Linked DNA regions of Homo sapiens: region 2 is linked to region 1. A link is a loop called in an ENCODE intact Hi-C map of the cell type or tissue named here. Cell type or tissue: PC-9. All regions are shown on one strand. Each heading gives the region's core, and the rest is flanking DNA. Links, peaks and the distances in the headings are about the cores only.

Evidence for each region. Peaks named below come from ENCODE experiments on the same cell type or tissue, not always from the same donor. Only the 100,000 strongest peaks of a DNase experiment are listed, where the experiment ranks them.
Region 2: it touches region 1 in a loop (2.1-fold over the local background); 1 of 110 quality-filtered maps calls a loop at or near these places.

The regions. Positions count from the first base shown.
Region 1 is chr3:116,056,587-116,063,155 of GRCh38, forward strand. The region is part of intron 2 of LSAMP (limbic system associated membrane protein); the gene reads right to left. The region is part of intron 2 of LOC124906269 (a long non-coding RNA gene); the gene reads left to right. Among named protein-coding and RNA genes, the nearest start is that of SNORD155, 150 kb to the left of the region's middle. In PC-9, for the core only: no CTCF peak of the experiment used is centred there; a DNase peak (open chromatin) is centred at 3,315; H3K27ac peaks cover 848 bases.
Region 2 is chr3:115,984,030-115,990,598 of GRCh38, forward strand. All of the region lies in intron 3 of LSAMP (limbic system associated membrane protein), which reads right to left. All of the region lies in intron 1 of LOC124906269 (a long non-coding RNA gene), which reads left to right. It overlaps LOC124909414 (a long non-coding RNA gene), which reads right to left. Exons shown (of 2, transcript XR_007096014.1): 2 at 4,115-6,569. Among named protein-coding and RNA genes, the nearest start is that of SNORD155, 82 kb to the left of the region's middle. RefSeq lists an enhancer at 6,279-6,569. In PC-9, for the core only: a CTCF peak has its summit at 2,758 (motif pointing right); no DNase peak of the experiment used is centred there.

The DNA.
Region 1 (6,569 bases), core at 1,107-6,106:
TTAACTCTCTGAGCATAACGCTTATTTTTAATAACAAAGGCATCTTTAAGTTTAGAGAGGCAACTTCATGAAATATGATTTTAGCAACACTTCTCTCCATTTTCTGTGTTTTCTTTGCTGTTAATGTCTTCTTCATCCCCCAGAGATACCTAGTGCTCACAATAAACCTTTCTTTCCTGTTATGGGAGAAAAAGTAACCAAGAAACAAATCCTCATCAAGACAGTGGGATCTAGATACAATACCATCTGAGAAGTTATTATTCATTGATTTGCAGATTCACTAAGTAAATTTTTAGTGACTAGCTAGTATGTACTGAGTGGTATCTCAGATGTGGCATTCATAAAGAGAATGACACAAAAAAAATGGCCTGGTGTGCAATACAAAGGAATGTATAGTAAAATTAAGCTATGAAGAATTGTGGGTGGATCCTTTATGAGGTTTGCATATATCATTTACCCAAAGCCTGACCTTGTCTGTGGCAACTGCTGTGACCTCTTCTTAACAGCTTTTCCACTGAATGTCAAGATCCTTTGACAAACTATCCTATTTGTGGTTGTTGTGGAGCCACTGGTTCCTAAAAACTCTCACTTTGGATATTGCTTTGCTTAGTGGCACATTTACCAAAAAAGTAAAGATGAAACAGGAGAGAAACAAGACTGATCAACCAGGTATTAGATTATAGGTAAAAAGAACTATAGTAGGTAAAATCCTATTTTGGCATTTTTAGCCATACATACATCTGGAAATTATCTTCATGTAGAGTTGTCTTTCACTTTTATCTGCGTAGCATCTTTTCTTCAAAGAATTGTAGTCACTTGGTGTGGCTTTTTGTCATACAACTTGACCTCCCTTGATATGGCATTGGTCATCAAACTAGTCAATCAGATTACTATGTCCCTTAGAAAGAGTACTTGGCTAATGAGTGAGCATTGACTAAATCAGAGCCAGTCAGATTATTTCTTTCAACAAACTGAAATGGCTGAAAAAAGAGGAAGAGAGAAGGAAAGGGGGAAAGACAGAGGAGAGAGGTTGGCTCTTTTTTCTTCTGAGATCTCATATATTATCTAGTCTGGAATTTCCAGGGTCATCTTTCCCATTGTATGCAGAAGCACTTAGGTAGAGAGAAAAACATAATTCTTATGACGTCATTTGAACTTCCAGATTCAATCATGCCTGAAATTAAACACCCTTGTGTTTTCCAGTTACATGGGGGCATACTTTCCCCTTTCTACTTAACTTATTTTTATACATTTTTGCCATTGAATCATTCACTCCAAAAAATTAAAAGACCATGACTTGTGGTTTGAATTCCCTTCAGCTTGAAGTTTGGCACTATATAGTAGCTACACACACACACACACACACACACCCACACACACACACACACACACACAGAGTGAATGGTATTTATTCTAGTGAACCTAGAGTGCAGCAGCATGGTACAGTGGAAAGAAAATTCTACTGGGAGTTAGATGCCATACATTTAATGTGGTATTATCTACAATGAATATATTTTACTTTTTAAATAAAGAAAGGAGTGAAGGCAGCTTTATTATGGAAGCAAAACAGGGAAGGTCTGGGTTTTATCTTCACTTCTGATACAAGCTAGCTCTTTGGTATAGGCAAGTCATTGTAACATTTTAATCCTCAGTTTCCTCCTTTGTAAAGTAAAGAGCAGTGGGTCTCCCACTAGACTCTTGTGATCCCTAGATGTTTCATGTAACACCACAAGAAGTGGAATATGAGAGGTGGAATATGAGATGGAATGTGAGATATCCAACCTGTTTTCTAAACCAGAGGAACACTTAACATATTTGCTCTATCTACAAAGCTTGAATGTCAGTTTCCAAGGGTTTCTGTAGTATAAAATTTTGAAAAAAAAAAAAAAATTAAAAAGTTTTTTAAAAATGGGGCTTGATAATTCCTAAGTCCTTTTTAGTTTTAACACTCTTTGAAGTTAATCCCCAAGTCAAAGTTTCTACTAGAAATATAGTAATTTACTCACAGAAAATAGTCATCTTCTGTAATTGCTTTTACTTAATCCAAGCCTGTTGGTCACATTTGAACATTCAGAGTCTTTACTTTTGTGAAGTATGCTGCATAAAAGTTAAGAAAATTTAGTTTGGGTGTTCAAGTTCATATTTTAGATACTCAAATTCAGAACACTTTAGGAATAGAAAAAGCACAAACCCTATTTATATCATTGGGACATAAATGTTAAACTGAGAAGAGTGATAAAGACTCACGTGTTTCTAAGACACATACAGGTCTTCAGCTTCTTAGCCATTAGGAAAGGAACCAAGCAAAGATGAATAATATTCATAAACTAGTACAAGGGTTTTGTTTGTTCGTTTTTTTTTTTATCATTTCCAATCAACACTGACTCCATGCTTATGCTGTGCTAGACATCATGGCAGATGCCTTCGATACATAAAGGGCTGTGACACATTCCCTATCTAGTTAAGAACAGACATGTGCCTTAAACATAATTATAGCTGCAAAGTTGCAAATGATAAATCTCCAGAGATTAAAATTTCTATGTCCAAATAAGAGGGTAACTCATTTAGAACCTGGCTGGCTGAAATTACAAATGATTTATGTTTCACCCTGGAATCTTATTTTACTTCTTGGTGGATTAGAGAGGTAAATTATTTTTATTAGAGGATGTTTTGCATCTTGCAGAGATAAAGTATCAAAGCTTTTTGCCTTATGCAACTCTTTTCAACTACTCATATTTTTGAACAGATTAATGCAAGAAAATATAATCAGGAGAAGATGTGTTCCTTTAGCTCTGCTTCTTTTGGAACCCCCTTGGTATTTTGCTTATCAAGTTGGAAGAGTTGTGGCAGAAGATATCTAGCTCCTGAAAATTCTGAAGATGAAATAATTATCACCTTCGTTCTACTTTTCTGAGCTATCTTCCTTTTTCTGCCAACATTTTCCACACCAAACACCATGGTTCACCTGGATAAAGGTGCAGCACAGTTCCACCAAAGGAGCCAAGGGGCTGAGTCTTTTTCAGCAGGTAGAGCTAGTGTATCCTAACACAGGAGTTTTCATAGAAACTTCAGCTTAGACAATCTATGAGCCTTCACACACAAGCAGCCAAGCAGATACAAATGAGCTCTTTTAATTAGGTATCTGGATTTATATTGGCTGACTCAGCTCCATCTCAGCTTTAGAGGATGAAAAATCACCTGAACGCTCTCTAATGAAATACCCCTTGCCCTAGCATGTGAGTGCTTGTCTGAGTCACCAGGAAGTGTAATAAGGAACACTCAGGGATCCAGCTGTGTATGCAGCCCTCCTGCTGGAGGTAGGGCTGGCTTGTCCCCACCACTTGGAGTTCTCCCTGAGTCACTCAGTTCCTGGCTGAGTACAGCCATTCTGTGATTTATGTTACATACCAATGCCTCCAGGCAGAAAATGCTGATAATAATTGCTTGCTATGGGGGATTAGGAAAAGGCAAAGGCTTTCTTTGGGATTTCCTTTTCCTTTCTTCTCTCTTCCCTTCCCTTTTGTCTCTTTCCCGCCTTTCTGCTTTCCTAACCTCCCCTTCCTTCATTTCTCCTCTTCCCCCTCTCTTGCCTAAGTCTTTAAAGCAACATAGTTTTTTTTTTTTTTACTAGCAGCATTGTAAAGGTAGCCAAATAAATTCTGAGTATGAGTTCTTTATTTCTCGCAAGTCAAAGTAGAAAGTTGAAAAAACTCACAAATACATCAAATATACCTTAAAGAGGTAAACCAACTATTCGGTGAAATTTTATAGCTAAGAAAACCCAAGTGCTAATGAATAGGTAGTTTCAAAATCTGAGATGGAATCTCTAAAAAGGAGGGATTACTTTTAAAACACACACACACACACACATAGACATAAAATGTATTCATTTGTCTGGGTGCCGTGGCTCACGCCTGTAATCCCAACACTTTGGGAGGCTGAGGCGGGTGGATCATCTGAGGTCGGGAGTTCGAGACCAGCCTGACCAACATGGAGAAACCCCATCTCTACTAAAAATACAAAATTAGCCGGACATGGTGGCACATGCCTGTAATCCCAGCTCCTTGGGAGGCTGAGGCAGGAGAATCGCTTGAATCTGGGAGGCAGAGGTTGCAGTGAGCTGAGATAGTGCCATCGTACTCCAGCCTGGGCAACAAGAGTGAAACTCCATCTCAAAAAACAAACAAACAAAACAACAACAACAAGAACAAAAACCCACAAAAACATATTCATTCATTTCGCAAAATTTTGCACCTACAATACCTGAGGAACTTGACTTTGAGAGATACTCAAATAAAAAATAAAATACCACAATGAGAAATAAATAAAATAAAATAAAATAAAATAAATATAAATAAATAAAATTAATTTTTAACATTTTGCAGTTTACTTTCTAGTAGACAGAAATCTATCAGAAGACATGAGAATATCATCCTCAAGTTGCCAGGGAAATGTAAACATATAGAATGGAATCAGGGACTAGGAGACCGCTGGGACATCTAACATACTTTAATCACATTTCATTTAGTAGCACCTGTTCAATTCTCACAATATTTTAATATTAATATTTTTATTTTGCAAATAAGCAAACAGAAGCTTTTCTGTATCAAGTAAATAGCTAGTCATTAGCAGAGTCAGCATTTGAATCCAGGTCTCTCTGCTCCAAAGCTCATGCTCTTTCTGGCATACCACACAGGAAAGAGAACTGTCCATAATTCACTTAATGGAATATGATTTTAAATAAATTTAAGCAATTAACTATGAAAAGCTGCTTAGGTTCTTTCTCCTTAGGGGGCTGAGGGAATAGCCTGTCATGGCCGGGCCTTAATTATCCTCCATGCATGGGCATGGTGATACAGCCCAATCAGATGTGGTGAGAGGCATGGTAGGTGGTGGTGGTGGTAAGCAAATTGTGTTCATCTTCACTTCCTTCAGGTCTTTACTCAAATGTCACCTTACCAGGGAGGATTTCTATGTCACACCATTGAAGATTGCAGCAGCCCCTGCCCCTAAGTTCCAACACCTCCAGTATTCTCCTTCCTTCCTTTTCTCCATAGCACTATCACCTATCACCATCAGATATATTGTGGATTTTTGTTTATCTTCTTTATTAATTACCTCCTGGTCTGGAATCTAAGCTTCATAAAGGGACAGTTTTTGTTTTTTTGTTATGTTATCTTAATTATTTATATTCACTGCTCTATCCCCAGCATCTAGGAGGCAAATAGATATTAAACAAACATTCGTTGAATGTATAAATCGTTAGTAATTTTTAGGCAGCAAGGTATAAGTAGAAGGAATTCAAGGATATTATTGCTATTTCCATAATCTATTTTATTTGTTCTTCTTGAAAGACAATGTGACTCTGTGAAATAGGGGCACTTACTCCAAATAATTACAACATTTTTTTCCTGAGGAATTGGACTAGAAATTGTGGAAAATGGAGCTTCCAATCTATCTGTGGTGTTTGAATATTTTATATTTAAAAAACATGTTCATAAACTACTTATAAAATAAAAACAAAATAAGTACTAATAAGCCAATGAAATGGAATCAGCTTCATTACTTTACTGGGTCTCAGCTCTCCTGCCCTCCCCTTAATGATAGATGGCCACTGATTTATACTCAGTGTGAAATCCAGGCCGGGCATGGTGGCCTATGCCTGTAATCCCAGCACTTTGGGACACCAAGGCAGGCAGATCACTTGAGGTCAAGAGTTCGAGACCAGCTTGGCCAACATGGTAAAACCCTGTCTCTACTGAAGATACAAAAATTAGCCGGGCGTGGTGGTGCACAACTGTAATCCCAGCTACTCAGGAGGCTGAGGCAGGAGAATCGAGAATCGCTTGAACTCAGGAGGCGGAGGTTGCGGTGAGCCGGGATTGTGCCACTGCACTCCAACTTGGGCGACAGAGCGAGACTCCCTCTCAAAAAAAAATTAAAAATTAAAAAGTATATACTCAGTGTGAAATCCAAAGTGCAGGAGGGTCTCTCTCTCTCTCTCCCTTTCTTTTCCTTCTTCAGACATAGACGGGATCTGTGCCAGTTATGTAACAGTCTTCTGCGAGCTTTTCAGAAAATTTATTTTTCAAAAATATGTTCTTATTTCAATAATGTAATTATTGTTCAAATTATTCCTGGAATTTATTTCTGAAATTGACTTCAAAGACCTTGATATCTTGGTACCAACACAACAAATATTTACTCACAGAGCCCAACTCCAGATATTAATAATTAAATTGTGTAATTAAGTTGGGTAACACTGTGTTCAGTGAAACAAACTTTCATAAAACTGTAAAACTGTATTTCTTATTGTTCATAAATTTATCAGTAAATGAGAAATTCTCCAGAAGGGTGAAAGGACTACAACATGAGAAGAGTATTCCATTCAAGTCGTGTGAATTATTTTGAGGAATTAAACTTATTTGAATTTTATAAACAATTCTTATACTGCTTATAAATTGGTTTTATTATATATTACCACTCCTTATGTACATACATATTGTGTGTGTGTGTGTGTCTGTGTGTGTCTATACATAAATACCTTGGATTCAGGGAGAGTAAATTTT
Region 2 (6,569 bases), core at 525-5,524, 73 kb before region 1:
TTAAGAGGCTCCTGCAGTACTCTAAATGAGACATAATACCAAGTTGGAAAAAAAAATCAAGAAATAAAAACAGTTCAAGAGATATTTAAGTCACAGCTTAGAATCAAGCTGGGTATGGGGAGCAAATAAATAGGAAGAGTCTGGGATGACACCCACACTTCTGGCTTGCCTGAATGGGGGTGCTATTCACAAAGAAAAAAAAAATCAGGAGTAAAAATGGATATGAATGGGAAACATGATCAATTCAAATTTTCTGCATATTAAAATCGTTTATTTTGGGAATTATAAATAGAGATTTCCTTCAAAGAGTTAGATATATGGGCCTTAAACTCAAGATATAGGTCTAGGCTAGATGTATGCTAAAATAAGAGCATCCAAGGAGAAAGAAAGAATCAGTGATTTTCTTCCATTTTATAGTTGCTAAACATTTACTGAGAGTCTACTATAGGTACAAAGTGTGAGGGATTTAGCTATGTGGTGAGAATAAAAAGAAGGAATGAATGATCCTTGTCAATTCACTTATCTAATCATTTATGGATTCAATGAATGTTTATCATATTACTAAAAATTAAACCGTATACTAATTAGTAAATAGCAGTACCTAGTATTAATATTAAGAATCCAGTTAGAAAGTAAGATTGATAAAGCCCTAATGATAATGGTAAGTAATTTCTAGTGTAGCTCCTTTGAGGGGTACACACTATAGTGCAGTAGACATAATTCATTGTAAAGACTGTTACAGTAAAGTTATGCATACATTGCAATGGTAAAATGAGTGAAAGGGTGACATCAGGGTTCTATATAGGTTTGAAGGGAGGACATGTAATCCTAGGTAAAATGATTGGCATGTACGAAACACAGAGGTGTAAGAGTGCTTCTTATATTCCATAGATGGTGAGCAGTCTTGTGATCAAAGCTTAGATTATGTATGGGGAACAGCTGGAAATGAAGCTGGAAATACAGGCTAGGGTCAGATTGTAAAGGGCCTTGTAAGAAGCAATAATAAGATAAACTTTGTCCTGAAGGTATCAGAGCCAAAAGGCTTTTATTTAGACTACTATGCTCAAACAGGTATTTTACAGAGGAAATTCTGGTCACTTTACAGAGGAAGGATTTATTGCAAGAAAGCCTGGAAATAAGAAACATTTAGGATAATTTAACATTTATTGTGATAGCTATTATTAAATATCCTAGCTAATAAAAAATCAGTACCAAAGCGTTGCTGGAACAAAAATACAAAATGGAATATTGGCTTAGTGGTTAATTAGTGAGCAAAGTGAAAGGTTGGTGGCCAGTTAAGAACTAGATACATGATCTATGATATGAAGCAGCAAAATATTTGGTAAAATTGTCACCTCTATTAACTTGTGAGTTAGGCTACATGCTTAACCGAGTAAGCAGATTGAAAAGAAGTTCAAAAACTTTGCATTTGCTACTATTGGCTGCCTGTGGAAAACAGCCTCAAAGATAATCCCCAGTGATTCTCGCCTCCTGATGCTCATACCTCGTACCCATGTTATCCTACAGTTGGTATGAGTGACCAATATCATATGGCATATCACTTTCAAGGTTAGGTCACAAAAGACTGTGGCTTTGGTTTTGGCTGTTGTTATGCTCACTCACTGGCTTTCACTGTTTTGGGATAACAGATGCCCAAGGAAACCCCATTATGAGAAGCCCTGGGGCTTTTCTACTGGAAGTCCCACATGGTGAGGAACTGAAGACCCTTGCCAACATCTACAACCATGTAGGTGAACTTGGAAGTAGACTCTCAGTGCCAGTCAGTTCTTCGCAGACTGTAGCCACAGCTGACGGTTTGGTTGCAATCTCATGAGACTCTGAGGCAGAGCCACCCAGCTAAACTGCTCCTGGCTTTCCAGCCCACAGAAATTGTGAGATAATAAATGTTTGTTGTTTCAAGCTGCTAACTTTTCGATCGATTTGTTACCCAACAATATATAACGAATACAACTGCTTTTGGAAGAGATGATCAAAGGAGAGAATTGCCAAGTTTGCAAGTAGAAAAAAAAGAAGAGTCCAAAAGTTTGGGGCTTTGAAGGGTTAAAAAAGCCAACTGCTTCTTGATCTCAAATGGTAACAGGTGGAATTTTAAAAGACTTAGAATGACAAAGGGCCAATGAAACCTCTTAGTTGATAAAAGAAACTTAGGGCAAGGACCATATTAAGGGTGGGGCTCAAGGTAGCTACAATTAGTTGGCTGGAGAAGGAATGTAGGGGTTAGAAAGCAAAAGAAATAAAACATGCTTGAGAGCTATTTGAGTTAACTGAGTTCAAAAGAACATTGAGCATAGTTAGCACGAGTTGCTGACTAGAAGCAAATAGATTAGAAGCCTACTAAAACACATTTCACCAGTATATCTTAGGGATACATATATCACCAAAAAAATAATGAGCCCAGACTAAGAAAGCCAGAATTTCTGGGAAAAACATATGCTTTTTGAATTTTTATTTAATTGAGAAATTGGCTGAAGAATTTGCTTTCTTTTTAAACCCTGGGCCACCACGAGAAGAATGTGAACTGAAAAAGTTGTGCAGCCCCTAAGGAAAGCATATTTCCAAATACCCACTTCAGATGTGATTAAGGAAATAGTAGGTGAGTGATCATCTCTACCCCTAGATGGCAGATCCAGGAGCCACTGGAAAAAAAAAGAGGGGGGTGGGGGCAGTGAGGAAGAACACAAAATCAGAAGCTCAGCAACAATCATATCTCACCACTAGGTGGGAGGAGGGAGTTTTCATAACACCCAGTGGAATTTTGGAATTGCTTTGGACCAATGACTAATGTTTCTCCCATTTATACCTTTTTCCCAGGGAGCCTCATTCCATTTCTCTTCTATCATTTTATATTAGGCATATATGTGATGAAGAGGGGAGGAGACAGATAGCTTATCCTTTTATTTCCTTAATTGCTGGACTAAGAGGAAAAATATCTGAACCTCATGAGCAAGGCTGTGTATTTTGGTAAGACTGTGGAACTGGAGGTGTCTGCAGTTACTGGGTTTTCTCCCTTAGGGAGAAGGGGACAGTATGCTATGTGAAAAAGGAAGTATATGGCTCTCTGGAGGTCAGAGCGCTGACTGCGACAGAAAAAAAATGTTTTGTATTTACCATACCTCATTTCATTTTCTTCTTCCTGATCACAAACAAGATCACATTTCTAAGCCTCCCCTGTGGTTAGTCTCTCCCATAAGAATGAGTTCTAGCCAGTGAATTGTGAGTGGAAGTGAAACATGTTTCTTCTGGTTGAGGAAGTTATGAGCTAGTGCCTTTCCTGTTCTTTCCCTCTTCCCCCTTCACAGTGACCTTGGAGGCCATGTTTTTCCAATGGCAGAGCTGCAAGTTAGAGAAGAATGATACATACAGGACTGCAATGTAAAGGAGGAATACACTTTTATTGTTTTAAACAATATTCGTTTAACCTTGTGTTATTGAGATTTCAGGAACTACAGTGGCAGCTGGGATTATCCCAATTAATTTAGATCCCTTTCCCTTCACTTCTCCACATTATATAAGAACAGTAAAATGTCTACTAAATAAGTAACACTGTTTAGGTCAACATCTTCAAAGTTTAGAAAACATTTATCAGATAGAATGTAGTTTTACAAGGTTTCATGTATAGAATGGTTTATGATGTGTGAATTCATGTATATGCTACCAGATGATTACGAATTAGGACTTATTGTATATACTGAATTCTGGACCACACATCCAAATTATACCTCTGATATAGGACCTTTAATGCAAGCATATTTTGCAGTCAGGAGAAAATTCTTGAATATAAGATTTGCTATTTAAAAATTGCATGGAATGACTTCCTATCATTTCACAGCTAAAGTTCTTCAAACTCTTCAAATTCATCCAGCAGGTCAGATTTCTTTCCTTCTAAGTTTTAGGTACATAAGGACAATTTTATAAACTATATGTAGGTGATTTATATAAAGCTAAATATGTAATGTTTCTCTAATCTTTCTCTGACTGGATGACTTCTTATTCTGCTAATATCTTCATGATCCCATCTCCTCTGCAAAGATGAGAAGACTCATCTCATCTAAAAGCTTTCTAACTACAAGTAAACCAGACAAAGGTAAACTACTCCATTGAGTAACTTCTTTATTTCTTAATGTTTGAGATAACAAAATCACATGCAAATTTTCATTACAATGCTTCAGAACATTATATAAGTGATGTATTTCCATTTTGATCTACTATATTTCACTTAAAATCACATAGTTAACTCTTTTTACATAGTGTTTAATTTGATTTCATGTGCACACAGAAGCAAGCATGCCTAAAAGAGTAGTGCCAAGACAAGAAACACTGTTTCTCAAGCTTGCTTCTGGAACAAAATTTAAATGTTGGATATCAGGGTAGGGAATAGAATGTCTGTAGAATAAAGTGTTTTTTGTTTGTTTGTCTGTTTGTTTGTTTTAAGAGAAATATGAGGTCTCACTGTGTTGCCCAGGCTAGACTCAAAATTCTGGGCTTAAGTGACCCTCCTGCCTCAGCCTCCTGAGTAGCTGGGATTACAGGTACACACCATTGCGACTTAGAGAGTGCCTTGATAATAATTGTGGGTGGATGTAGCATGAACTCTTTAGACTGGACTAATGTTGAAAATTAGCGAACTATAAATTTAAACACATATTTACTTCTTTATATTCTTTTTTGATTTCCTTCATTTTTAATAGCAAAACAACACTTTCAATTATCAACGTGGCTGGTATTTTCTAAGCGTTGTTCTTTCAGTTGAGATAACAATAAAAGTGGTCCAGATGTCATCGCTTATTTTCATCAACATTATCTATTTTGTTCTCTTTCCCATATTGTTATGACAGTCTTAACATATACTTGAAAACAATTAAAACTCTTTCATTCTCGAGGATGTTTTGACTCCCTTTCTCTTGCTATATTCCCTTCTCACCAATAAAACCATAGCGTTTTTCTAAATGAGAGGAGCATAGTGATATCAAACACTGACAATTCATTTCTTAAAGGGCATTCAATTTTCACACTAAATGAGTCGTTCACAGGATGAGAGTATAGTTCAAGTTATGTGGTAAATAGAACTGAAGAAAGTGAAAGCAATTCATAGAAGAGAAGAAAAGAAAAAAAGGAAAAATAGAAAAGTGAATAGCTTACGTCCTGTGTACCATATGAACAGAGAAAATAAATGCTAACCACATTCCTGGTGATTTTCTGTTCCAAGGAAATATCAACCACCACAACTATAATTTGCATTGTACCTCACACCACATTCTTAAAAGGGACTTTTTAAAAGAAGATATTGGTAATTAGAAAAATATTAGTATTCCGTAAATAGTACTTTATTTTTTACTAATAACAAAGCTTGATATTGCAATGAAGCTTGTTAGTGGTCACTACATTAGTATTACATCTAGCTGCTCATTTCCAAAAGTACAATAAAGGCTTCTTTTTTTATTTCTCTTTCCATGTTCTCTTTGCCCATCTGTCAATAATTGAAAAGCACTCTATCAGGAAATGGAATTTGTATGATCTGTCTCCTCTATAGTGCTAAAGAAAAAAATGCTTGACTCTGTGTTAGACTTTCTTGGTCTGGTATATCTTTTTGTCATTAATCCAGGCATGTTTTAGAAGGGTTTTTAGTGGGTGCATTTCCAGGAGGGAACCATTGTCTTTTTGGTAATGTACTTAGTCTCCGGAATTATTGTCCTCAATTCTTAGATGTAGACTAGACTGGGTAGAAATAGCTTATTTCCTAGCCCTCTTTTTTAGCCATTGCTATTATTAATGATAAATGACTTAAATGAGCACATCCAGGCTGAGGACTTGATTTAGAGTGAGTTAGAGTAACTCAGAATAAACCCAAGATGATGTTAGAGGCACCTGACACTTAACAAATGATCAGAAAAGAACAACCCGTGTACATTCAGAGTTATAATATAAGTGGATAGATTGTTGCATAGGATTGGAATTTAAAATCAGAGTTAGGAGCTACAGAGATTTCTGAACTGAGTGTGTTGAGATGACATACAAAAGAGATATGAGTAAAGATCAGGAGAATCTAGTTCTTAACCAGCCTCCACACACAGCTGACTGTGGTTTTAAAAGCATTCCTTCTTTGATTCTTCCTTGAAATGTAATCCAGTCAGTGAGATAGAAATCTCCCTGCACTTGAGTCTTATTTGTCATAATTACGCATCTTTAGGGTTTCATAATGATCAATTTAATCACTTTGCCGTTTAGAGGGCTATAACAGCCAATCATGATAATAGGTTTGGTATTTGGGAGGAACCATTTAACGCCCAAGAGCCCTTATTCTGAGCCTCTTGATGCTACTTCAACTTGACAGGCAGCTTCTGATTAGCACACATTGCAAAATCTTTGGTAAAATGCTCATTTCTTTTAAATAAATTCTGTGACCTAGTAGTAGGCATCTTAGCTTGCATACAAGGTCATGTGTAAGAGAAGTTTCCTCCAAAATGCTTATTTTCTTTCTAGCCATCTATTAAAACAGTCTGAACACACCAATCAGCTTCTGTTTTCTCAGGAATTCCAAATGTAGCTTG